3 separate regions of the Mus musculus genome follow, and regions 1 and 2 are each linked to region 3. The links are chromatin loops, found by intact Hi-C in ENCODE. Cell type or tissue: left cerebral cortex. All regions are shown on one strand.

Region 1 (8,000 bases), 96 kb before region 3:
TGTACTTTATATTGATACAGTATATTGATACAGGATGATATCCTATCTCACTCACCTTCCACTTCTTGAGTAGAAGACTTAGCCTTCTTTTGAACTTCCTGTATTTGAAGATAACTGTGATGTTTCCCCTTGCTCTCTGGCTTTTAGTTAAGGTCCCATGTTTTCCCCAACTGTAAAACGCACGCTTTGTGTTTGTGCTTGTTTACAAATGCAATGCACTTTGTAATGGGCGGTCTTCCTCTGAGACTTTCTGATGGACTCGAAGAGTTTCTAGCTGATAGGCAGAAATACACTAGCTATCCCAATTCCTTGTTACACTTTTTCAGTTAGCCACAGGAAGTTAACCCTCAGTCCAGTGCCTTCCCTCATGCACAGAACTGGCCAACCAGTCCCTCATCCACTGTGTTCGACGAAGCCAAAAGTAACGCCTTACAAAAAGCATGTATCTGAGGCCCTGGATCACTGGGCTGCGGGCGCGGCTCGCAGGTACAGCGTGCTTGCGTATCTAGCTTTATTGAGACGCATGCTTAAGCCCAAATACCACAAAACCAAGAGCAGTTACTGTGGCCCCTCCTACCACACTGATAAAACCTTTACTGGTGCTTGTTAGCTTTTTGCCACACACATGAACACGGACAGCCTTGGAATTTGATACTTGAAGGGAAATACGGTTTCCAAAGCCCTTTTCTCTACAGTGTTGCCCGTCCTTATTTCCTTTTGCACTGATGACATCTGAAGCCTTCTATAAAATATGCAACAGTAAACCCACCCACAATGCTATTCTTTAAATACAAAACAATAATGTATGTAAAAATTACTATGTCACCTGGCAGCCAGAAGGCAGGAAGGGACATGCAACAAGCATCCAAAAGAGCATTTAACTGGACATAACATTTCAGATGTATAACATTCAAAACAGTGATTCTTTTTTTGGTGGTGGTGGGGGAGGTTGGTTTTTTCCGAGTCAGGGTTTCTCTGTGTAGCCCTGGCTGTCCTGGAACTCACTCTGTAGACCAGGCTGGCCTCGAACTCAGAAATCCACCTGCCTCTGCCTCCCGAGTGCTAGAAATAAAGGTGTGCGCCACCACGCCCGGCTGATTCTTACCGTGTCCCGATTACACATAGTTTTTACTTTAGCAGTAGAAGCAGAATCATCAGTTTGCTCTATGTATAAACCACTCTTAAGCCATTTTTTTTCGTTTTACCATCCAAGCTGAAAACTAACGATCTTGAGATAATGTATAGCACTTGATTCAACCTGATATTAAAACTACTGGGTTGTTTTTCTCTTTCAATGCATTTATGTGCTTCATCTCCCAAATCTGATCCAAGTCACTGTTAAATGTCATCGCCAACAGGAACTTGGTGACATGCCATGAGAATTTACATTCTTGAAAGCATACTACTAAGTTTCTTAATTTACTTTCTTTAGTTTTTAATTTTAGTGTGTGCAGGATCAGGGATTTTAACTTAGAGCCTCATATATGGCAGGGCAAACACTCTATCAGTGAGCTATACTGCCGCACATCTTAAAGATTACCTCCTTAGCAGATGTTTCTAAGTCATTATAAACTTCATAGACAAACCATAGTTGAGAACATTTCCATTCTTCTCTTTTCACGTGTGCGCAGGCGCGTGCGTGTGTTTGTAGAAACTTTGTGCAGAAATGATGCTCTGAATGCAAATGTAAATGAAGTGAGCCTTGCAGGGCCATGCTCAGGCGCCTCATGTTTTATGGGCAAGGCCTAAGACTTCAGGAGACCTGCTTGGGAATGGAAGGATTCAAGATCAACTTGACTGTACACGGAAAAAAGTTGGGTTTCGAAAGCTAAGTGAAAATGTTCAAGATCTTCATGAAAATGAAATTACAGCAAAGATTTATGTCAATGCCTAAATGATTTAATTTGTACATTTTCAAACTGAAATGATTAAAAAAAAGCCAATTCATCAACAAGTATTAGTAAAATACCCATGGATAAGCAGTTGGCTTTTGTAGATAGTGCAAGATACTCTCAGTTCTTAAGGAAGATTACCTTGAAGGAAAATTTCAGCAAACACCTCCAGAAAAGCGTTTTACCATGTTACAGTGCACCTCAAGTACAGATCTCTGCATCCAAGCAGGTGAAAGGGTTGCGTTGTGCAGGGTACTAGCTTCCGTTCCACAAAGCCAGTTACACTCGGTGAGTTATGGGCAGAGCATACCCATTTGCTTCACTGGGGGAAATGAACCATACAACCACAAACAGAACCAAATCTAAGGGGAAAATGTGGAATGTATATATAGTTTCAGCCAATTTCTTTGTATGTAGGGTGGAACTTCAAATGTACATTTTCAATTTACAGTTGAAGTCAAGTTGACCTGTGACATCACCAAATTGTAAAAACAACGTTTAACAGGCAACTTTCCTTAATTTTGATGACTCCGACTCTGAAATAAAAATAACTTGGAAAACTGAAATAAGTGTCCACTTAAATTTTCTGCCTATGGCTGCTAAGAATTAGACCCAACACAACAAACCTGACGTGAGCTCCTTGTTTGTCAGTCGCATGACCGTGCTTCAGCTGCTACATCAATCATTGGAGACCACCTCCCTCCCTCCCTCCCTCCTACTGTCTTCTCCTGCCCACCAATTGCTGGCGGTTGCATAGGGAGTCTTATTTTATAAGGTTAAAGTTCACAGTAAGTATCAAAAACCACAACAGAGAGCGCACTGTTTAAGATATACCTCACCACTATTTGAGGGAAACTGGTATCAACGATTTGGATGAGGCATATCTTAAATAGTGCAGCATCTGTTGTGATTTTTGTCACAAGAGTTAAAACTGTAATTATTGAAGTGTCACCTTTACCGCTGAGGTGGTGCTCTAAATTCTGCAATGTTTTTAACAATCATGGTATTTTTAAAAAAAAAAAAATCCGTTTTGGCTATCTCTAAATGCTTAGGGGTGAATTTTAAGTTCAAAGTTCCTATACATTCCTGACACACAAACAGCATTCATAAATGTTACTTTTCAAACGTTACTTAGGCTATGTCAGTAAGTATTCACTCAACTAGGAAAACAGGTTAAAAATAAAAACTGAAAACTTGTATTCCACATAGCCTGTTCCCTATCTCTAGTCCTCCTGGCAGTTTAAGCCACAGTTTTGCCTCCACACAGTTTAAGAATTCAGTCACCTGCAAGTGTGAACCATCCAGGTCAGCAAGCTGAAGGTAAATTTCATGAAGACTAAATAAATCTCAAATTTCTACCACCAAATTCCTCATCAATTTCTCACAGAACAAACTTTCTGGTTGGGTCCCACCCTGGTCAGGTGCTAACTTGCAACGTAGCTCCAACCTACCCAATGCTCCCCTCAGCTAATGCTGAGGCCACCTTCCTAAGTAAGGGGCCCAGGGTGGCCCCATCAACAGATCTGCCGACATCGGAAAAGAAGAGGACGACTGACATCAAGTCACACCATTCAGAATCTGTAAAACCTGAGGTTTTCCTCTGTGTTTTTCTGGAGAAGAAGAAATGTCACAATTTCAAATCAAAGCCAACACTGCAGTGAGGAGAGCTTTTCTACTTTATTACAAAGAGAAGAAGCCTTTATGTGGTCAGAAAATACAAGATTGATCTTTTTCTCTTCCTATGAAACGCTGCTGTTCAAACAGCCAGAGTGAATTGTCTCAGTTCACGTCTTGAAGCCCCATCACATTCACTTGGGTATGGATGTCCTTGGCTGCTGAAAATCTGGCCCTTTAGTGCACAGGGCGACAAAGTCCCCTGACCAGCAGTTCCAGAATGTCCCATTTTCATATATTGCATCCATGCACACCTCCTAAAAATGAGGTACAGCAGGGCAAACATTTTCCAAAATAGATGTCATATATATAATATATACACATTCGTACATACATACCTTTATTCATGTGATGTCCAAAATTTAAAAAAAATGTACACATTTATTACAAAATCGTAACAAAGACTGGACAGTGTTTTGCTCATTCTGGATGAAGCTCAGTTACAGCGCAGCCCTGGAGCCCCAGAGACTGTGGCGATCTCTACAGTCGGATGCCTGCAGTAAGCCTGGCCAAACCGCCTTTCAGAAACACAGGGGAAGTAAAAAGAAAGAAGCAGACCTCGCTCATCCTTCCAAATGAAATACGAGAAGGATCTTCACATAAAAATGCACAAACATCTGTTCTTTTATTACCAATAGTGCTACAATGAACAATGCAAATTTTGTGGTCTAATTTTGTTGAGTCTTTTGTGGGTTTTCTTTTTTTACATTTAAGAAACTAAATGGTAATTTCTGTCAGTGTACTTGCTTGTCTTTATAGACCCAAGTCTGTCTGCTGGCAAAAAGAAAATAAATGAAAAAATTCAGACCCTGCTCAAAGTAGAGAAAACAAATTACAAATTTAGTTGTTGGGCAGCACATAATTGGTAAGGCAGGACCTCAAATGGTGACCCTTTCTTTACGTAAGCCAATTGCCAGATCCTCAAGGGATTAAAACCAGGGTGCCTGAGCCACATCAGCTCTGCAGTTATGTCGAGTATTGTGCTGAGACAGCCATACCCCAAGAAAAGGGAAGTCTTTTTAGAAGGCTTGCTGAGCAGGGTTGTAGTTGAAGGTGGATGGCAGGTGAGGCCGCTCTTCTAATTTGTCATATTCCAGATGGAACTCCTACAAAAGAACATCAAAATTGAGAATTTAAATTACTTCATAGTGCTCTTTTAAAAACATTTACTGTGAGTGTGTATGTGAAGACAGACAGACAGACACAGACACACACAGGCGCGTGTGCAAACACAGTCATGTGTGAGGGCCAGAGGACTATCTGCAAGGTATAGGACTTATACCATACATGTTCTGGGAATCAAATTTGGGTAGGTCATTAGTCTCCTTGGAAATAGCCTTTCCCTCTGTGGCATCTCACTAGTCTAAGTGTCTCTTTTAAGGGTTCCCCCCTCCCCTTTGGTCAAGATATATTTTCTATATGAATAATTAAAACGAGTCCACCTAAAGAAAACAGAGACACACACATACTAGCTCTTTCCCCTTTTAAGTAAGCAGTCCAGACAACAGCAGTGCCCTTTGCCTACTATCTGGCAGGTACACAGTATAGACTTCTGAATGTAGGATCAGTAACTCAGAAATGTGTATTCATAAAAATTATGTGCAAATTTTACTTAGAAATAAGAAGTGAAATTATTACAGCTCTAATGCAAAAGACTGAAGATTACAGGATGTTTAAAATAAAGCATTCCAATAAAGTACAAAAGCAAAACCAAAATAAGGAACGACCCCGACGTTTTGTTTATGTTTAAAATGAGGCACTTCCCAATATCCCTTAATGACAATTTTTTTTTAAAGCAAGGTTATACTTTAACTTCACTAAAATCTCAGGGAAACAAAGAGCTGAAACACACACATCTCAAGCGCTCCCATTTCACAGATGGCAGAGAACAGTCATTTAAAGCCACAGAGTGGTTTTGGTGTCTAGCTATCTGAAAGCTAAGTGGATTAGTGATCTTAATCAAACTGTTTTCAAGCTGGTTTTGTCTGTACTGTAGCTGCTTATTTGTAGGCTTATTTGCAGGCAGAGAGCACCGTGGTTTTCCACTTTCCCCTCAGAGCTTGGCTCAGGCCCCTGGCTTGTTGGCGAGCATCTGGACCACAGAGCCATCTTGCTGCCCCTCCCCACGCTTAAGACAAAGTCTTGCTGGGGAGTTTAGCCTGGCTTTGAAACTCCCTACATAACCCAAGCTGGCTCCAAATTCATAACTCTACCCACTCAGCCTCCAGAATACTTCCTACGTTACAGGTTTGTGCCAGCACTTTGCTTCAAGTTTTAAGATTTAAGAATACAAGTTTTCACGATCACCACTAGAAATGCAAATTTAAGTGTATACTTAAAACAAAACCAATACCCTGTAACCACAGAAAGGAAATGCTCTAAAATTACTCATTCTGACCCGAATCTAACTAGCACAAGCTATTCTGAAATCTCACTCAAGTTTTTAACCCTCAACATACACTGGCTACTGAAGATTAAATAATACTGTGCTTGGTAACAAACTGACTCTATAATGGATGTTTCTATTATTAAATTAAATGAAGTTTTACATAGTTAAAATGAAAGCTTAGGCCATAGTGATCAAGCTTTTGGACACCAAATCAAGTATTCAAAATCAGAGACATCACAATAACAATTAGACATATAACTTGCCCGCCTAGTATGAAGAAAACTAAAGAAAAAGCTATAGTTTATCCAAATTTTTTATGTATCTTGAGAAGTAGGTATTTAAATCCCCCCCCCTTCCCCGTAAGACACACTGAAGACTAGGATCTAAACTCAAAAGGGTCTGTCTTAATATAACATGTGATGGTTTTATGAGGTTTTAATACTTTTAATACAAGACTCAAAACAAATTTACTTCATTACACCCTCTCCAAATTAACTCTGAAAATATTATGTGCCTTCAAAAGGGTTAATAAAGGTACTCTGTGGTGACATCATTCTTAAAAGAAGTCTGTGTCCTATGACTGAGAAAGGCACAGGGCTACTTGCTTACCAGCAAGGAGGAGCAAACACAAGAGCTGCTGTCCTTGGCTCCCCATAAGCCCTTGTCCCTCCCAACTCACGGCTAAAGTTGAATATCCACATTTACAGTTAACAAAAATCTTCCAGTTAAACCATTCTTTGAAATGAAAATGCATATTGGCTTCTATAATATACAAGCTATAAAAAGCTTATGTGCAGTTTTAACCAATGATAAACTGTAAGTCACATTTTATAAACACTGGCAAGCTACACTGCTTTATTAGTACCTAAACCAATTAACCCCATCAATGTTAATGTTTGCCCATACATAGTATTTAAAAAAAAAAAGATTAGTTTAACTCTAGGGAGCATAAATACTTTAATAGTTAAAATATTCAAGTGATATTAAGAAATTATATAGGTCAAATCTTGTCTGATACATTGGTAATTTTTTTGTCTTCTGCCTTCCACATATTTTTATTCTTAAAGTCTTCCATCTAACTCGATTATCTATAGCATCTTTTACATGTCAATGACATGTCTTTTACATGTCAGTGATATACACACATACTATGGACAGAATGCAGAAAGGAACTGCCTTGTCTATCACATCTAACGCTTACAATAGTAAGTGGCCCTTAGCACTCGTGAGTTAATACAGCAAGGCTTCTGGGGGCTTGAGTGGGAGCAGCCTGCACAGGTCCATCTATCTGAGCTCAGTCACCAGGAGTGCAGCTGTCTGAGAGGACAAGAAGGAAGAGGTGTGTGCCCTATTGGAGGAAGTGTGTTACTGCTGGTGGGCAATAAGGTTTCAAAAGCCCTTGCTAGGCCCAGTCCCTCCTTCTTCCTGCTGCCCGCGTATCAAATATAGGATTCTCAGCTCCTTCTCCAGCATCTTATCTGCCTGCCTCCTGCCATGTTCCCTCTCATAATAATGGACTCACTCTGAACTGTAAGCCAGTCCACAATGAAATGTTTTCTTTTCTAAGAGTTGCCACGATCATGGTGCCTCTAAGACATTTTCTTTGTGGACTATAGAAACAGAACACTTAATTCTTCAAGGAATATTTTAACAATATGTATTGTTATAGGGTCCATGAACATACATGTTCTTAGTGGAAAATTTTGTTACAGGATAATGATTTTTAAAAGCTTAAGAAGAGTTCTAGATACATGAACAGCAATGTTTTCATGACTCAGTTTTCCTATTAAGCAAATGAGGCTCAGTGGTTAAGAGCACTGGCTGCTCTTCCACAGGACTCAGGGCTCAGTTCTCAGCACACACATGGTGGTTCACAACTGCCTGTAACTCCTGTTCTAAGGAATCCAACCCCCTCACACAAGCATACAAGCAGGCAAAACACCAATGCACATAAAATAAATTAATTATTTCAAAAAAAATAGATACACTTTTTTTTCTTTCTCACAAAGTTACTAAATAGAATTGACTTTATACACTGGACTCAA
Region 2 (8,000 bases), 110 kb before region 3:
GCTTGGTATATGTCATCAAGGGCTTTCTATTTTCGGTAAGTTGTTCTCCTACTTACTCCTTAGTTACAGCTTCTCATTGTGCCCAAACACTCAGAGTGGTTAGGACCCTTCAGCCTCCACCACCAGCACCAAGCAAACCAACCCGACCTCATCAGAATCTCTTCTTGGATTCCTCCTGATGGCTGTTGACCCCACCCTCACCATCCCAAGTCTATCTGTAGACCTCAAGTTAAAAACTTCAGTTTAGAACTAAAATTCAAAAGTCACTTAAGATACTTTCCAGAAGCGAAGAGACCCCTTTAACCTCTCAAAGAAGGGAGTTCTTGAGCCCCATAGAAGCTCAGGCCATATACTGGAGTACCTGGGTCCTGGGCTATCCCATGGCTACATTGGAAGGAAAAGTTAACTTTCTTTGCTCCTTGAGTTTAGGCAACCCCTTCCCGCAGGCGCTGGACCTGGGGTGGTCCGGAGCTCAAAAAAATCTAAGAACAGAAAAGATCTGTTTGCAGAGAGGCTCGCGTACCACCGCCCAGTAGGCAAACACACCCCGAGGTCTGGAGCCCTGGGCTCCAGGGATGCGTGCATGCACCTCATGCCTCCCTCGCATCAACTCCGAGCGAGGACAGTGCACTCGATTCTTCCCCTGGGGTCTAACCGGGACGTTGGCCCCGAACCTGCACTGTTAGGCGGGAGCTCCCGCGCGCTTACCTTGGGGTTGGTCAGGAGCTGGTGCTGGTCGCTGTGTAGCAGCGCCCTGGAGTTGGACTCGGAGTTGTTCACGTACACCTGGACGCAGGGATACTGCGAGGTGCCCCTGCAGTCGGTGCCACAGGTGAAGGTGCACTCGAACACCTCGCCGATCTGCTGCACCGACAGCACGGTGCAGTTGGCCGCCGTGGCTTGCAGATCCTGCAAGGCGGGACTGAGCCAGCAGAAGCCGAAGATGAAGAGCGACAGGATGCCGGAGACGATGAGGAACAAGCCGAGCCGGATGCTCTTGTCTTCGGCTTCCGTGTACTCGTAAGACACCCTGAGCTTCGCCATCGCCCCCCACTCTCCACGGCTGGCGCGCTCCCCGCCCCCTCCCGCCCCCGGCGCCGAGCTCAACCGCCTCGGGCGGGAGGAGCCGCCGCCGCCGCCGCGCGACAGCAGGGGAGTGGGCGGCGAGGGGGCGCGCGCGAGAACAAAGGGGCCGAGGCCGGCGACGCCCCCGGCGGCGGCGACGGCGCTGCCCGAGGCCGGGCTCCCGGGTGCCACCGCCGCCTCACAGCGTCCGGCACCCCGGGGCTCCCCGAGCCCGCCCCCGCCCCCGCGCGCTCCGCGCCCCGCGCCCGCCTCCCCGCGCGCGCCGCCCGCCTGCCATCGCCGCGGCCGAGCGCCCGGCGCCCCGACGCTGGGAGCGACTGGGCTGCTGAGCCCTGGCTCCGCGTTGAGCGAGGCTGCTCCTCCCCGCCCTGGGCGCCGCCGCCCCGCCCCGCCCCGCGCCGCGCCCCGCAGCTCCCGTGGGCGAGCACCCGGGCCGCCGCGAGCTGCTCTCGGAATCCTCGCCAGATGCAACCTGGAGAGATGGCGGAGACGGTCGAGGCGAACGCTTAGCACCGAGGGAGCGTGGCTGGGGAGAAAGTTAAAAGAGAGAAAAAAAAAATTTTTTTAAGTGGGGGAGGATGGCGTGAGCGTGCGAAGCGGGAATCTTCAAACTCCGATCCGGGGAGCTGCGGGGCAGCAGGCGCACCGGCAAAGGGAGCTCCGGTGGCGGCGAGCGACAGAGGGCACCGGCGCGGACGCGGGGGGATGCCCACAGGCGAGCGGCCGGGAGCCGGAGGTCCCCGCGGATCCCACGCCGCCACCGGGACCGTGCAGGCTAACACGATTGGAGCCTTGAGCGTCGGTGGACTTTCCTGGAAAAATAGGTGCCAGACAGCGGGAACGACCCCTAGGGGGTGGACGCAAACAGGTGGCAAAGCCTGGCCTCGGGCTGGTGAGAGCAGACTCTGTTGGCCTCTTTAGGAATATTGCCACCCTTAGCTGGCCCTGAGATTTGCAGGTGAGCTTTTTCTGGAGCTCTGTGCAAGGCGACCGCGGCTTGCAGACACTTTGGAACTCCACCCTATCGATGTACACCTTTATTCAGCCTCTATTCTCCTGACTTTTCCTTTGTAAGTTTAAATTTGCTTTTTACCTACATTTTTTTAAAGATCATAAAACCAAACTTGAGAACTGTTTAGAGCTGCGTTTGGAAGAATAAAGTTGTTGTTGTTGTTTTAACCCTCCTTTTCTTGTCTTTCAAGTCCTAGATGAATGAACTCAGGCTCCTGATGAATAACAGTTGCCAAGTCATGGAAATGTTAAGCCCACTCTACCAGACTTCAAACCCTTTGGCTGGCACTGACAGAGTTCTGGCATGTTATGCTGATGGGTATTTCCAAACAATGGTAAAGGAGACCTTTAGTGTCTGTTTTTCTTAATGAATAAAAAGGCTGCAGGACTTGGAAAAACTTTAAAATCACAAAGATGTCTCAGTGTCGTCTCCGTTTGAGAGCAGACACTGTATTTTTTGTTTGTTTGTTTGTTTGTTTCTGCCTGAGATTTCCCCCCCTGTTGGCGTCAAGGCATTTGTTAGGCACACGCTGGCTATAAAGAAGAGAGCTCCAAAGCTGAAGCGTCTTAACCTGAAATCGCAAATCTTCGCTGAGTGTTTTCCTTCGACAGATTCCAGATGCCAATCCTCATTTCAAAAAAGCAACCTCTTCTGGGATTGGAGATGGGGACGAGGGGTGGGTGAATAAACACGGAACAGGGCCGCTAAGGCTAAGGGACTAAATAAAGTAATTCATGCAACGTGCAGCAAGCCCAGGACAGAGCCCTAAGGGTAACGTAACACCATTACCTTACACACTTCACAGTTCAGTGTCTCCTGGGCGCCTTAAGTGTTGTGAATGAAACAACAGCAACAACAACAACAAAAACTGCTTACAACCTAGGAAACCAGGGCCAGGGAGTTCTGTCTTAACTCAAATGTTAGTTCAGTTACTTTCTTCATTGTTTATTCTCACAGGGATAGAAGCTGTTGTTCTCTCTCCAGCTTTGTGTTATTCAAACATTTCATTTTGATTCTTTGTTTTCCTATATAAGTTGGCTTGTCTTCTGTGGTAAGGGAAGCAGATCTGAAGGCTTCACAGACGAAATCAACTTTTTTATTTTGAAGGATTCACTAGAAATCCGTGTTAGTTTCTTCTCCTAGTGGTAGGGCTGCCTTGTAACATTCCCACCTAGGCTGCTTGTATCAGAAAAGCGCTCAACCCTTGACTTTAAGTCAGAAGGACAGGAAGAACCCAGGGGGCCTCGGAAAGGTTGAACCACAGGTCAACTTGGCACCTTCTGTTCCCAGGAGGGCAGAGACTGCACAGGAGAGGAAGCGAGACCTCCCTATGAATAGTAAGCCATCCACAGAAACTGAAAGACACACCATTCGGCACCAGACTCCCTCATAGAACACTGTTGTCTCCAATGGTTCTCTCAAAGCCAGAGCAAGCCCCAGTGAGCTTTCATTTAGAAGAAAAGCAAAACCTTCCCCAAGATGAACATTAAAGCCCCTATAGGTTTGCTTTAGTGATCAACACTCTACGGGAAACTTCTGTGGCTTACGTTAGAAGTGCAGCATCCAATCTCACATGCATGCAAGACTTGAATAGGAACAGAGCATGTTGTTCCTGTCTGTCATTTCCAGAATCAGCACATCGTGGAGGCTTTCTATAACAAACATAGTAAACACGTGCATAGCTAACTACACAGACTAGGGGGGGAAGCCATATTTTAACACCCTTTTCATTAAAATTCACATTTTGGAAAAGTTTTAAACATTTGCTACTGACTATAACAAGAGAGGAAGAAACTAGTAATACAACAAAGAAAATCTTATAGAAATCTTATTTTCCCAACTCACACGTAATTAACTTTAAAATATTTAGTTTGGGACCGAAGAGATGTGACAGCTTGTATATGTTTGACCCAGGGAGTGGCACTATTAGGAGGTATGGCCTTGGAGTAGGTGTGGGGGTGGGAAATGAGAGCCTTCTCCTAACCACCTGGGAGCCAGTCTTCTAGCAGCCTTCAGATGAAGATATAGAACTCTCAGCTCCTCCTGCACTGTGCCTGCCTGGATGATGCCATGCTCCTGCCTTGATACTGGACTGAACCTCTGAACCTGTAAGCCAGCTTCACATAAATGTTGTGCTTACAAGAGTTGCCTTGGTCACGGTGCCTATTCATAGCAGTAAACCCTAAGACAAGAGATGACTCAGCAGTTAAGGGCAGATACTGTTCTTGTGAGGACCTGAGTTCTTCTGAGGACCAACATCTATGTAGGCAGTGCACAATCACCTGCAACCCCAGCTCTGGGGATCTGATACTTCCTTCCTCCAGCTCTCGAATACTTACAGACCCCCACACACGTTTTTAAAAATAATAAAATTGGGCTGGAGAGATGGCTCAGTGGTTAAGAGCACTGGCTGCTCTTCCAGAGGTCCTGAGTTCAATTCCCAGCAACCACATAGTGGCTCACAACCATCTATAATTGGATTCGATGCCCTCTTCTGGTGTGTCTGAAGACAGCTACAGTGTACATATACATAAAATAAATAAATCTTTAAAAAATAATAATATAATTTTAAAATAAAGGTTGCAGGAGACAGGAGAGATGGTTCAGTGGTTAAGAACACTGGACTTTCTTCCAGAGGACCAGAGTTTGATTCTCAGCACCCACTCATGGCAACTCACAAGTCTGTTAACTCCAGCTCAGGGGATCCAGTGCCCTCTTCTGGACTCTTCAAGAACTGTATGTTTGTGATACATGCAAGCAAAACATCAGACACTTAAAGTACAAAGATTAACTTTTAAGATTTTTCAGTGTTACTAAATGATTTCTAGCCTGCTACGACCAAATTTTGTTTCGCTCCATTGTTAAATGTTTATCTCCTTAGGCTTTAGATTTGAAATAAATTTCCAGACATAAATAGTACCTACTTCACCGAACATACTACAACTGAGAACACTAGTACTTCCAGATACTTAGAAAATATTAGTACAAAATTAACCAAGACACCCCCTAAGACCTTACACCTCATTGAAACAGCAAATACTTTTAAAGTAATTTATTTTTAAAAGTTTGAAATTTGTTTGTACACAGGCCAAGCACAGATAAGCAAGATCCCAGACACAGAAAATGTAAGCAGCTTGTATTAATAGTAAAAACTGAGAATTTCATATATGCATATATGTTTTGATCAAGCCCACCCCTCCCTCCAACCTTGCCATAACCCCCAAACCCCTCCCTCCCCAACTTCATGAACTCTTTTTAAACCCACTGAGTCCACTTAATGTTGCTGTATGTGCACAGGCCATCCCACTGGAGCATGAACAAACAGCCAGGTGAAGCCTGAAGCCCTGAACCAAACTGACAATCTCCTTGCCCAACAGCCATAGTGTTTCAGCTAGGGTGTGACGTCACAAGCCTCACCCTCATCATTGCTTAGATATTAATGCTCTATTATTTAAAAAAAAAAAACACTGCTAGTGTTAGAGTTCCTAAATTCTCACCATCTTTCATGGTGAATGAATTATTATAGGGGATACATATTTATGTAGAAAGAGGAGTATTAGCTTTGGCCCCAGCTCTATTCATCTGATATAATCAACAATAATTTCAAATGAAAAGATTGGGGTAGAATTATTTTTTTAACATTCTAGGATTAAAATAGAACTGTTGTTCTAAAATTAAAAAACAAAACAAAAAAACTTGTATTGCTTTGTAATAAACACCTAGTCAAGGGTATTCTAAAATACTCCTCAAATCCAGAGAACATCTCCCCACAGTGGCATGTGGGAGTATCCTTGGGGGCATGGGCATACATTTGCTGAATGACTCTACAAACTAGGTTTACTCACAAATGTTCGAAATTAATCTCATGAGGGACAAAGTCAGAGATTAGCATTTCCAGGATGATATATTAAAAATAAATTTCAAATACATTATATCCAAGGGTTGGTCCACATCTGCACTAGGAAACCTATGAAGGAGACAACTGGTAGAGGAATGTTGGGGCTCATGGCTTAATCTAGCTCCCATTTATTCTGAATCATATTCCTGCTTAGATTCAAGCTACAAACACACACACACACACACACACAAAGATAAACAGGCATTGGCAAAAGTCACTAAATTATTCTAGAGTAGAAGGAAATCCTACCCCATTTATGTGAGAGAGAAGTTGGTATTTCCAGTAAGATTTCCGTGTCTTTGTCTGCACACATCTAATGATAGGAAATACATTGATCCCTACCCTCTACCCACTGCTGTCTTTGGAACATTTAAAGAAATAGAACTGTTATTATAACTTAGTCTTTGTGCCTCGCTGTAACATTGTGGTGCTTGTTACATCATCTCGTTTTATTTAGGTTAAAGACAGTTGTAAGAGTTTATTCTTACAACCTAGAAAGAATTGACTCCTATTAAGACATATGCAGCCATTCGGTTACCCTAGACCTTTTCTTCAGGCACATTTTCCTGCTACTTTGGTTTCTTTTGATGGGATTTAGGACACTAAAGTTTTATACCCTTACCTTAAATTCTAAGAAAAAGGATGATACAAAATTGGAAAGGAAACCCCACTTTAATGCTCTATGAAACAAGAGTCTGCACCTTCCTTTTCCACACCATATAATTTGCAAGTATTTCAGGGATAATGGACCTTGTTCAGGGCTGTCACTGTAAATGTCGAGAAGCCAGGGCAGTGATTGGCTCATCTTCAGTAGACAGTTCCTATTCTGAATAGGATTTGCAAGTCAAACTAATTTAATATACAAATTTTAGATCTACATTTAGAATGAACCAAGAATAACCCAAAGCTTTAGATAATGTAAATGTAGAAATATTTCTTAAGCACAGTAACAAAAATGGCATTTAAATAAAGGTATGTTTTATGTAATAGCATATATGAGGAATATTAATTGTTCAGACATTAAAACATGACAGTTATGTTTCTCTTAGGAGGAGGAAATATTTAACAACTCAAAACCAGACCAAATGAATGCATCGCTACATATGGTAATTAAAACTACATCTTAAAATAAATGTTCAGTATGTAGCAGATTTAAAGGTAGCTTTGAAACACTGTGGCTGCCCCAAATCTTTATTTTTATACACAAGGAGATGAAACTATTTATGTCATTCCTTCATATGTCTTCATATTGAAGTGTGTAATTTTAAAGGTTTTACCTAAGTTTTTCTATTATGCGTATCTAGAGGCCACAATGTTAAACTAACTCAGCCACTTGTGGAAATCCTATCACCCTTGAATTAAAGGCATTTCTTCCAAATGTTCCTTGAAGAACTCAAGTACTAGCAAAATTATTTCCATTATGCAGGAGAAACAAATTTGTCTTGGAAAAAGTCCTTTATTATAAATTAAGACAAATATTATGTGGCCAAGATGTCCCTTAGGTCAAATATAAATAGAAACTACCCTAACATTTTATGACCTGTCTATGCAAATTAGGAGGTCACATCCTAGGGCTGCAGAGTTGGCTCAGTGGTGAGGAGCACTTGGGGAGGACCTGGACTTGGTTCCCAACACACAGTGTGACTCACAACCATTCATAATCCAACACTCTTGTGGACACTTAGGTCACGGAACATGTAGACACATACATGTAGACAAAACACTCACACACATAAGCCTAAAAATTAAGAACTGTTTTCCTCAGCTGGTACCCAAAATGCTGCTTAGAGGACTTAACACACTGATTCTTACCTAGCAAGGTATCAGAAGATAGCTAATGCAAGGCAGGTGCCTAATGCCCTGGAAATGAACAAAAGGAATGCAAAATCGGTCTGTCAGCCAATGCTTGTGTACTGTTTACACAGGAACTTGGTTGGATTGGCAACACAGTAAGCCATGTAGTTTTTATAATTCCAATTTAAATGATTGGCAGAAAATTTTGAT
Region 3 (8,000 bases):
AGTTGAAAAATTTTAAATAGAAATTGAAGGACACCACACAGAATAACTACAGACATAAGAAAAAATAGCAATACTAAAGAGCTCAATAAACTGATGCAAGATAAGGTATTAAAATAATTTTAGAACCTTAAACCCAAATTTTCCTTATAGTTCCTTAAATGTAAATTTCTACAATAGATACCAACTCGAGCACAGCTTTTCCCCATATTGAAAATGTTAGAATGAAATTAAATTCCTTCAAATATCAAAACAGAAATCATTTTTGGTCCAGACAGTCACCGGAACCTAAACAAGAGCCACTTCTACCATATCAGTAAATCTTCTGACCCATCACTATATGCAAATCCACTGAAATTACAGTCCAACTCTGATGAATTCTGCCTCGAAAACCACCCAACCTCTGGTACCTTGACTTATTGTGTTTTGTGTTACAAAATCCACTAGAGGGACTGGAGAGATGGCTCAGCAGGTAAGAGCACTTACTGCTCTTCCAGGGGACCTGGGTTCAGCTCCTAGCCTCCACTAGCCTCCATGTCAGGCAACTCATAACTCTAACTCCAGCTTCAGAGCCTCTGGACCCTCAGAAGACACTTGCACTCACATACACATTATCCACATGCGAGCACACACCTATACATAATTTACACATAATTCTTAAAAATACCACTACAGTCTGGGTAAGAAAATCTCCTCCTAAAACTATCACCATTCACATAAGCCTTCCTCCAATGTCTGCTCAAACAAACATACAGGATCTACAGCCTGCTTTTAAATGTGTGACACCAAAACTAACCCTATAGTACATTTTTTAATGTTTTATTATATGTGGCTATTTGTGTGGATAACAGAAAACAATTTAGGGAAGTTGATTCTCTTGTTCCACCATATGGGTCTCTCAGATCAAACTTCTATCATTAGGCTTGGTGTCAAATGCCTTTATCCAGTCAGCTATGTCATTCATTTGACAGTTAAAATTTTAATCAAAAGATACTACAACTTAATATCACTTCAAAACAAAACAAAACAAAACAAAATTGTATACTTATTTTTACTGGTTTACTACTATCTACTCATACTCTAGTTAGATACAAAAATCAAATTTTCTAATCAAGCAAATTTGGCCATTAAAAAAAAAAAACCTATACTATCCCATGTCGTGTAAAAAAATTCTATAATGATCCATTAAAGTTTAAGTTTTGCTAATATTAGCACCTACTTAAAAACAAGCAGACTGCCGGGCGTCACACTTTTAATCCCAGCACTTGGGAGGCAGAGGCAGGCGGATTTCTGAGTTCCAGGCCAGCCTGGTCTACAGAGTGAGTTCCAAGACAGCCAGGGCTAAACAGAGAAACCCTGTCTGGAAAAAACAAAACGAAAGAAAGAAAGAAAGAAAGAAAGAAAGAGAGAGAGAGAGAGAGAGAGAGAGAGAGAGAGAGAGAGAGAGAGAAAGAAAGAAAGAAAGAGGAGAAAAGAAACAAGCAGAACACGATTACTAGTATTTCTAACTTGCCAGCAGTATAAAATATTTATTTTTGAAGTTTTAAATAAACCTAAGGCATCTCTGAAAAACCAAAAAGCACCTACCTTTATATAGGGAAATTAAAGGTAATTATTATTTTAGGGAGCCTATTATTTGGAGTTTGATTTCATTTTCAAATCAAATAGTTCTCAGATGGCTAGGCTATAAACCACTCACAGACATCAATCTGCTTCATTTTCCACCATACACCATTTATTTGTAAGCACTTTAGAAAGGCTGTATTTACTGATACGTTAATGTGCAGGCCACTCTCAGCCTGGAGCATCTGGTAAGGTTACAGGTATCTCTAGACTGCATCTGAGAACCAAAGTGCTCTGCCAACACATGCACTACCTTATGTGTGTCAATAAAGCATTAATAGGAATGCAAAAAATAAAAAAATAAAAGTCAAATACAGTCTTTATTTCTGGTCTAGAGTTAAAAACAAAAACAGGCACTTTTTTAAAAATGAAAAGGTTTCACTTTAAAATTAAGGATCTTGCAAAGTCAGCAAAAGTGAAAAGTGGAAGAAGTTGTCTGTGCATTTTGAACTTTTCCTTTAGCTTTAAGATGACAACAGACTGGATAGGCAGAGCACAAGGGACCATTTAGAAAACATATTAAAGACACAAAACCTGAACACAGACAAATATTTGAATGTAGACAACCATTTCAGTGTACTGGATTTTTAAACACTTCCAACTTGGAATAAAATTACCTTACAAAACTACAAAGGTGACTTCTGAGAAGGAACTGTTGTTGAATATACAAAGCATTCCCAAACATAAAACTGTTGTGAAAGTTACCACCCACTTATTTGGAAAGGGAAATCTATAGGAACACGATTCCATCTCCCTAAAACTTCTCACTATAGAGAGTAATAGAAAATGTATTCAGTTTTGAACATTAAGTGTGTCCCTTGTGAACAGATCTGGTTAACGTTCTACCATTTGCCAATAATCTAAGGATCATATTGCTGTATTTTATTAGGAACTGTCCAGATGATTAAAGAGAAATCTTTGACTAAGGATTTAATGAAAATGAAGCAAAACACTCTTAACACTTGTCTTCCCAGATGTTGAAAAGTGGAGATGTCCCCCTAGGATTTCCAAGAAAGTACCTATGTGTAAGATTTATTTATTTTTATTTTCTTTTGGAGGTAAAAGCGTACTGATTGGATCTAACGTAAATGCAAATAACAAAACCTTAGAAATAATTTTACAAAAATAAAATTACAATTAGATTTCCCGAAGGGCCTACAGATAACAAGAATTATAAGCTTTTCTCCTAAGCAAACAGTACCTCAATTAAGAACTACCGGGTTTCTTTTAACCCAACTTATTTCTTCTATGAAACTTTGAAGTGAAGACCTAAAACAAAACGGCAAAAGGTAGAGGGGGCCCGGCGGAAGTAGAAACCAGGGCTTGCAACTTCACAAGAGTGGCTCGGGTTCCTCCTCCGCCGCCCCAGGACCATCGGAACTCAAGAGGCTACACCACTAGAGAGGCTTCCCACTCCAGGCACGGGGGCAGAAGCAGCATCTGAGTTTCTCTCTCGCCTTTCCACCTTGCAAGAAAGGCCCCTTCGGTATAGCTCAGGGCCTGGAGGCTCCCGAGGCCCGTTAGCCAGTGCGATGTCCCCATCTTACACAAACAAACAAATAAAAAAAAAAAAAGAAAGAAAGAAAAGAAAACCACACAAGTGGCGGAGGATGCGCGTGTATGGCCAGAAACGTAAAGCTTCAAGGACCAGCAGCTGCTGGGAACGTGGCAGGCAGGAGCCGTGTCCAGTGGCCGGGGCTCCTGGATGCTGCTGCCGCCGCCACCGCCGCCGCTGCCTTCTCTCCTAGCCCAGGAAGCAGCACGGCGGCAGCGGCTGCTCCGCGCCGGCGGGAGCCGGGGAAGCCCCGCGGCGGGCAGCGGGGGCCCGGGCCTAAGCTCCGGAGCGGCTGCGGCTGCGGTAGCTGCGGTGGTGGCGGCGGTGGCGGCCCGAGCACGGCGACGCTTTACGTCCCGTCCACCCCGCCACACACCCCCTCCCTCCTCCAGCGCCGCCACCCCCTCCCCGCCCGCCCGCCCGCCCGCTCCGCTCTTCCCTCTCTCGATTGGAGCCGAGACAAAAGCAACGGGAAGCGGCGGGCCGGGACGCTACCCGCGGACCCCGGGCGCGACCGGACCAGCCCCGAGGCATTCCCCCGCCTTGAGGGGGCCCCCAATCCGCCTCCCCCGCCGCGTGCCCCGCCGCCAGACTTCCGAAAATTGGCCAAAAACTCACCGCATGAATTTTCTTGTCCCGCGGATCCAAGATGGCGACGTATCCACCGCGGAGGCTGCTGGGAGCAAGACCTTTACCCTCTGACCCCCGCCGTGACCCCCGTCGCTCCGACTCCGCTCGAAGGCGGCGGCGACGGCGGCTGCAGCAGCAGAAGCCGGCGAGCGAGCGAGGCTCGCCGAATGGACGGAACGCCGCCCGTACGCCAGTCGACCGTGAGAAGCACAACGCTCGCCTGGAGCCTTCCCGGGCTTCCGCCGCCTCCCGCGGAAGGTGCGGCGCTGTCTTGTGGCGGTGACCGAGGAGAGTGGGGCCTGGGCGGCCTCTCCGGGCTCCCGAAGCCAGACCGCCGCCACGCCGGGAGCTGCTGCGGCCACGCCTGGAGCTGCGGCCTGGGGTCCGAGCGAGCGGGCGAGCGCGGCCTCGGGGGCGGGGAGAAGCCGAGGGTGGCGTGGGTCCGCCCACCGGGGGACGCGCAGCGTGTTTGTGTTTGTGTTTTCCTCGGACACCCCGCCCCCGAGCACCTCCTGCGGGCTGTCCCCGGGCTGTCCCCAGCCTGCTGCGCGGCGCGGTGCGGTGCGGTGCCTGCGGTGCTTCGGTCCTCCCACCGCCCCGCTGCCTGCGCTACCTGGGTGCGCTCCCCCAGACACCCGCCGCACGCCGCCCGCACCTCCCGAGCAGTGAGTTCCCCTCCGCTGGAACCTAGGCGTTTGATCGCCGCCCCCTCTTCCTTTTCATGCTCCCCTTTTTTTTACCTGCCCCCCCCCCCCCCGGTCTAAACCTGGTGAGAGGAAGTAAGGGGGAAGCGTGTTTTTAAAGCACTGCCGGGAGTACTTAATCTAACCGAACGGTGTTTGTGGCACTTTATTTAGTTCCCGCCCGGCGCGCCCTTGGTAAACCTTAGTGACCAGCTGGCTCATCCACTAGACCTTTTGAAAATACGGTGGCTGTGGTTGGGAACTAAAGTGTTTTGCTCTCCAAAGCCGGACTGTCCCTGAAAGTGAAATTACTTTTTATTGCTGTAATACTCTTAGTTTACACCTTTGAACATCCACAAACTTCGTGTTTTACGGTTACTTAACTTGCTAAAAAGCCTCTTTGTGCTTTGAAGTTGCGAGTTTCATAACGTATCGCTGTTCATGTTTGAGTGGTAGAGCTTACTAATGCGGATTACTACTCATTTGAAGTAAATAAAGTTTCTGCTGTAGTTTAATAAATTACCTCCTTCCAGCCCGCCAGTCTATATAGTTAGATATAGATTCTGTGATAAACGGAAGCGATATATATTTTTATCATAGAAAGCTAAAGGCAAGAAATAGGATACAATAGCCTACGGTGAAATTAAAAGTACCTTTGTCATGGTTTTGAAAGTAATTTGACATAGCAGATATGCAGTATCAGCAGATATGCAAATTTGTTTAAATGCGGACAGGAACTGGTGTAGCCAGTAGAAAAAAAAGGTTTATTTTGCTAGGTTGTTCATTTCATTAAATACTCCTTTTCACCGTTTTGTGTTTTGTTGGTTTTTCACTTTAGGGAAATTCAAGAAGGAACAACACAGTCCTACATGGCCCCTCCCCCAACCGTGCCTTCCTGTCTCGTCTGCTTTCTCTTCCTCTCAAGTTAGCATCTACTGCCATAAGGTAGTGTGTTCAAAGACTGGCTACTCTAGGCGTGTGCAGCTCATGTGCGTGAATGCATGCAATGCAGAGCACCTTAATCTGGCTGCTCGTTATTGGGAGCCCTTAATGTGTATGTAGTAGCATTATCACATTAAGTAACATTAAATATTCTAATTCATTACTCTTCTTACGTATATTAACTTAAAAACACATTTTTGTCAAAATTTAAACATTGCTGTCACTGGGGAAGGTCTGAGAGTATTGCTATGCTTGGACTTTACCAGGTGAGATAAGACCATTTTCTTAATTAATGTGTGGAACAGGGATGCTAGGAAAAACTCCATGAACGTCCTAGCATTTGCTAAAGGCTGTATTGATGGCTCAACGTGACGATGTATGCACTCAATAAAAGATGTATGCACTCAATAAAAATCTTAAATCATCCTGTCGCACCGAAAACTTCTTTTCAGGGCATAATTTCACAGATCTTTATATCTAGCACATGGAAAGCAGAGACAGGCCAATCTCTGAGTTCCAGATCAGCCTGGTCTGCATAGCTAGTTGCAGATGACACAGGAATATATATATATATGTATATATATATATATATATATACATATATATATATATATATATATATACACACACACATACATATATATTAATACCTTGTAAAAACAAAATGACTTCATCTTCAAAGCCAGACATAGTGACATTTGTTGTAACCTATTACTGTGGAGACTTAGGCATGAGAGTCAATCAAAATTTGAGGCTAACCTGAACAACATATTCTATAAGATCTGTCTCCAATAAAACAGCTTCATAACAGTTGTTAATAATGATCATAGTTATCCAATTTGTCTTAAAAATATTTTTGATAGTGAACAGGTCTAATAATTTTGTTACTTTTGCTTGAAAATAGTTCATACTGATGAGTATATTTATGTGGTTTTGAGAGATGTTGTTTTGTGCACCTCATAGAAAACTCGATTGGATTGAGGGGGAAAGGCTTTATTAAGGAAAAAATGAGTTTGTATATATTTGCAGAAGGAAAGGCCTCCCTTAAAAAACAAACCAAAAAATGTGGATATAATACTAGGTTGCTGCCGGGCGGTGGTGGCGCACACCTTTAATTCCAGCACTTGGGAGGCAGAGGCAGGCGGATTTCTTAGTTCAAGGCCAGCCTGGTCTACAGAGTGAGTTCCAGGACAGCCAGGGCTACACAGAGAAACCCTGTCTCCGAAAAACAAAACAAAACAAAAAAAAAAAACAAAATTACTAGGTAGCATGTTTGCCGTGACAAGGAACGGAAAGGACAAGGACCTCAGACTGCCTGGAAAAGCATGGCTGACTTCTCCCTCGCCCGAATCCCATCAGCAGTGACCCTGTTTACAGATTTAGCCTGGAGTTAGGAAGCCACTGTGACTTCTGTCTGCATCCATCTTAGCAGCATTTACTGAGAACTCTACAAATGTTCTGAACCCCGCCCCTTCTCAGCAGCCCACTCCTGTCAACTGTTCCTGTGTACCAGCCAGAAGCATCACTTTAATGTTTTTATTCAGTTATGTTCCTTGGTGTTTTAAAACCCTACTCTAGCTCCCATATGTACATATAGAGTAAACCCAAATGGCCGCTCAAGCTCTGCCTTCTCCTATGCTCTGGTTCCAGCCTTCTTGCACAGACTGCTAGTTGTTTCCCCAAATCCTTCTCTTTCTGAGTAGTAAATGTGGGCACATGGCTACCTGGAGTAAAGACTTCCTAGCCTACGTCAGAGCCACGTGATAGCACTGATGACCAGTTGATTACAATCTCTCCCTCTCTCTAGTCCTTATCATGCAGTATTCTCCCAGAACAACCCTTAGAATAAAAGCAGGTGCCTCTCATCCCTTCGCTCCTCCCTGTTGTGCTCGGCCTGCCAGTGTAACATGTACACATAGGAATTGGTACAACCTTACACTGGTAGTAACTGAGACCCTTCAGGGCTTCATGGGTCAGAACATGGTAACTGCACTACATTCCTTTCAGGTTTTGATCTTAGGGGAAATTGGTTGTTTTTTTGGTTTGGTTGGTTTGTTTTTTAATCAAAACCACTATTTAGAGTTAGACATTGAGCCACCTCTAATCCCAACACCTGGGAAGCTGACTCAAAGAGATCCGCACACATTTGAGGGTAACCTAGACTCGAGGGAAGGAAGGGTCATCCTGGGTTACGTTGTCTCTGGCAGGCCTTCCTTGGCCACCCTCCCTCAGATAGCTCCCTTCATTGTTTATCCTCTAATATTACCTTCTGTAGGAGTAATTGCAAAGTGTGGAAAATCAAGCTAGGAAAACATAGCGCTAAGCCGATGAGATGTCTGGAACAAGAGAAATCACACAGCACACTATAGCAGGTCAGATCCCAAGACGGGTGTGCTTAGAGCAGAAACTCACTGAGGCTGGTTGGTTTTAGAACTTACTGAGCTTCAGCTGTTGAGCTCAGAGTGTCCCGTAGGAAAGGTTAACCCAGTCTGAGTCTTTAGATGCAGTTAACACATTACAGTTGTGCTGACTACAGTTCAGAGAGCAGCGCTTCTGACTCTGCTGAGAGT

Evidence for each region. Hi-C counts contacts between places; a loop is a spot of excess contacts. Peaks named below come from ENCODE experiments on the same cell type or tissue, not always from the same donor. Only the 100,000 strongest peaks of a DNase experiment are listed, where the experiment ranks them.
Region 1: it touches region 3 in a loop (3-fold over the local background); 7 of 42 quality-filtered maps call a loop at or near these places.
Region 2: it touches region 3 in a loop (2.9-fold over the local background); 7 of 42 quality-filtered maps call a loop at or near these places.

The regions. Positions count from the first base shown.
Region 1 is chr10:116,481,615-116,489,614 of GRCm38, forward strand. Cnot2 (CCR4-NOT transcription complex, subunit 2) reads right to left here. Exons shown (of 16, transcript NM_001037846.3): 16 at 3,547-4,672. The coding sequence ends at 4,586. Among named protein-coding and RNA genes, the nearest start is that of Kcnmb4, 12 kb to the left of the region's middle. In left cerebral cortex, no CTCF peak of the experiment used is centred here; DNase peaks (open chromatin) are centred at 3,968 and 5,738.
Region 2 is chr10:116,472,478-116,480,477 of GRCm38, forward strand. It overlaps Kcnmb4 (potassium large conductance calcium-activated channel, subfamily M, beta member 4), which reads right to left and starts at 1,046. Exons shown (of 3, transcript NM_021452.1): 1 at 709-1,046. The coding sequence starts at 1,044. Kcnmb4os2 (potassium large conductance calcium-activated channel, subfamily M, beta member 4, opposite strand 2) reads left to right here and starts at 686. Exons shown (of 3, transcript NR_130644.1): 1 at 686-1,910; 2 at 2,008-2,156; 3 at 2,289-2,510. In left cerebral cortex, CTCF peaks have their summits at 1,923, 3,218 and 4,825 (motif pointing left); DNase peaks (open chromatin) are centred at 907, 1,582, 3,370, 6,713 and 1 more place; H3K4me3 peaks cover 3,089 bases; H3K27ac peaks cover 1,831 bases.
Region 3 is chr10:116,577,660-116,585,659 of GRCm38, forward strand. Cnot2 (CCR4-NOT transcription complex, subunit 2) reads right to left here and starts at 3,852. Exons shown (of 16, transcript NM_001037846.3): 1 at 3,794-3,852. In left cerebral cortex, a CTCF peak has its summit at 4,331; DNase peaks (open chromatin) are centred at 3,105, 3,871, 4,272, 4,623 and 1 more place; H3K4me3 peaks cover 2,912 bases; H3K27ac peaks cover 2,361 bases.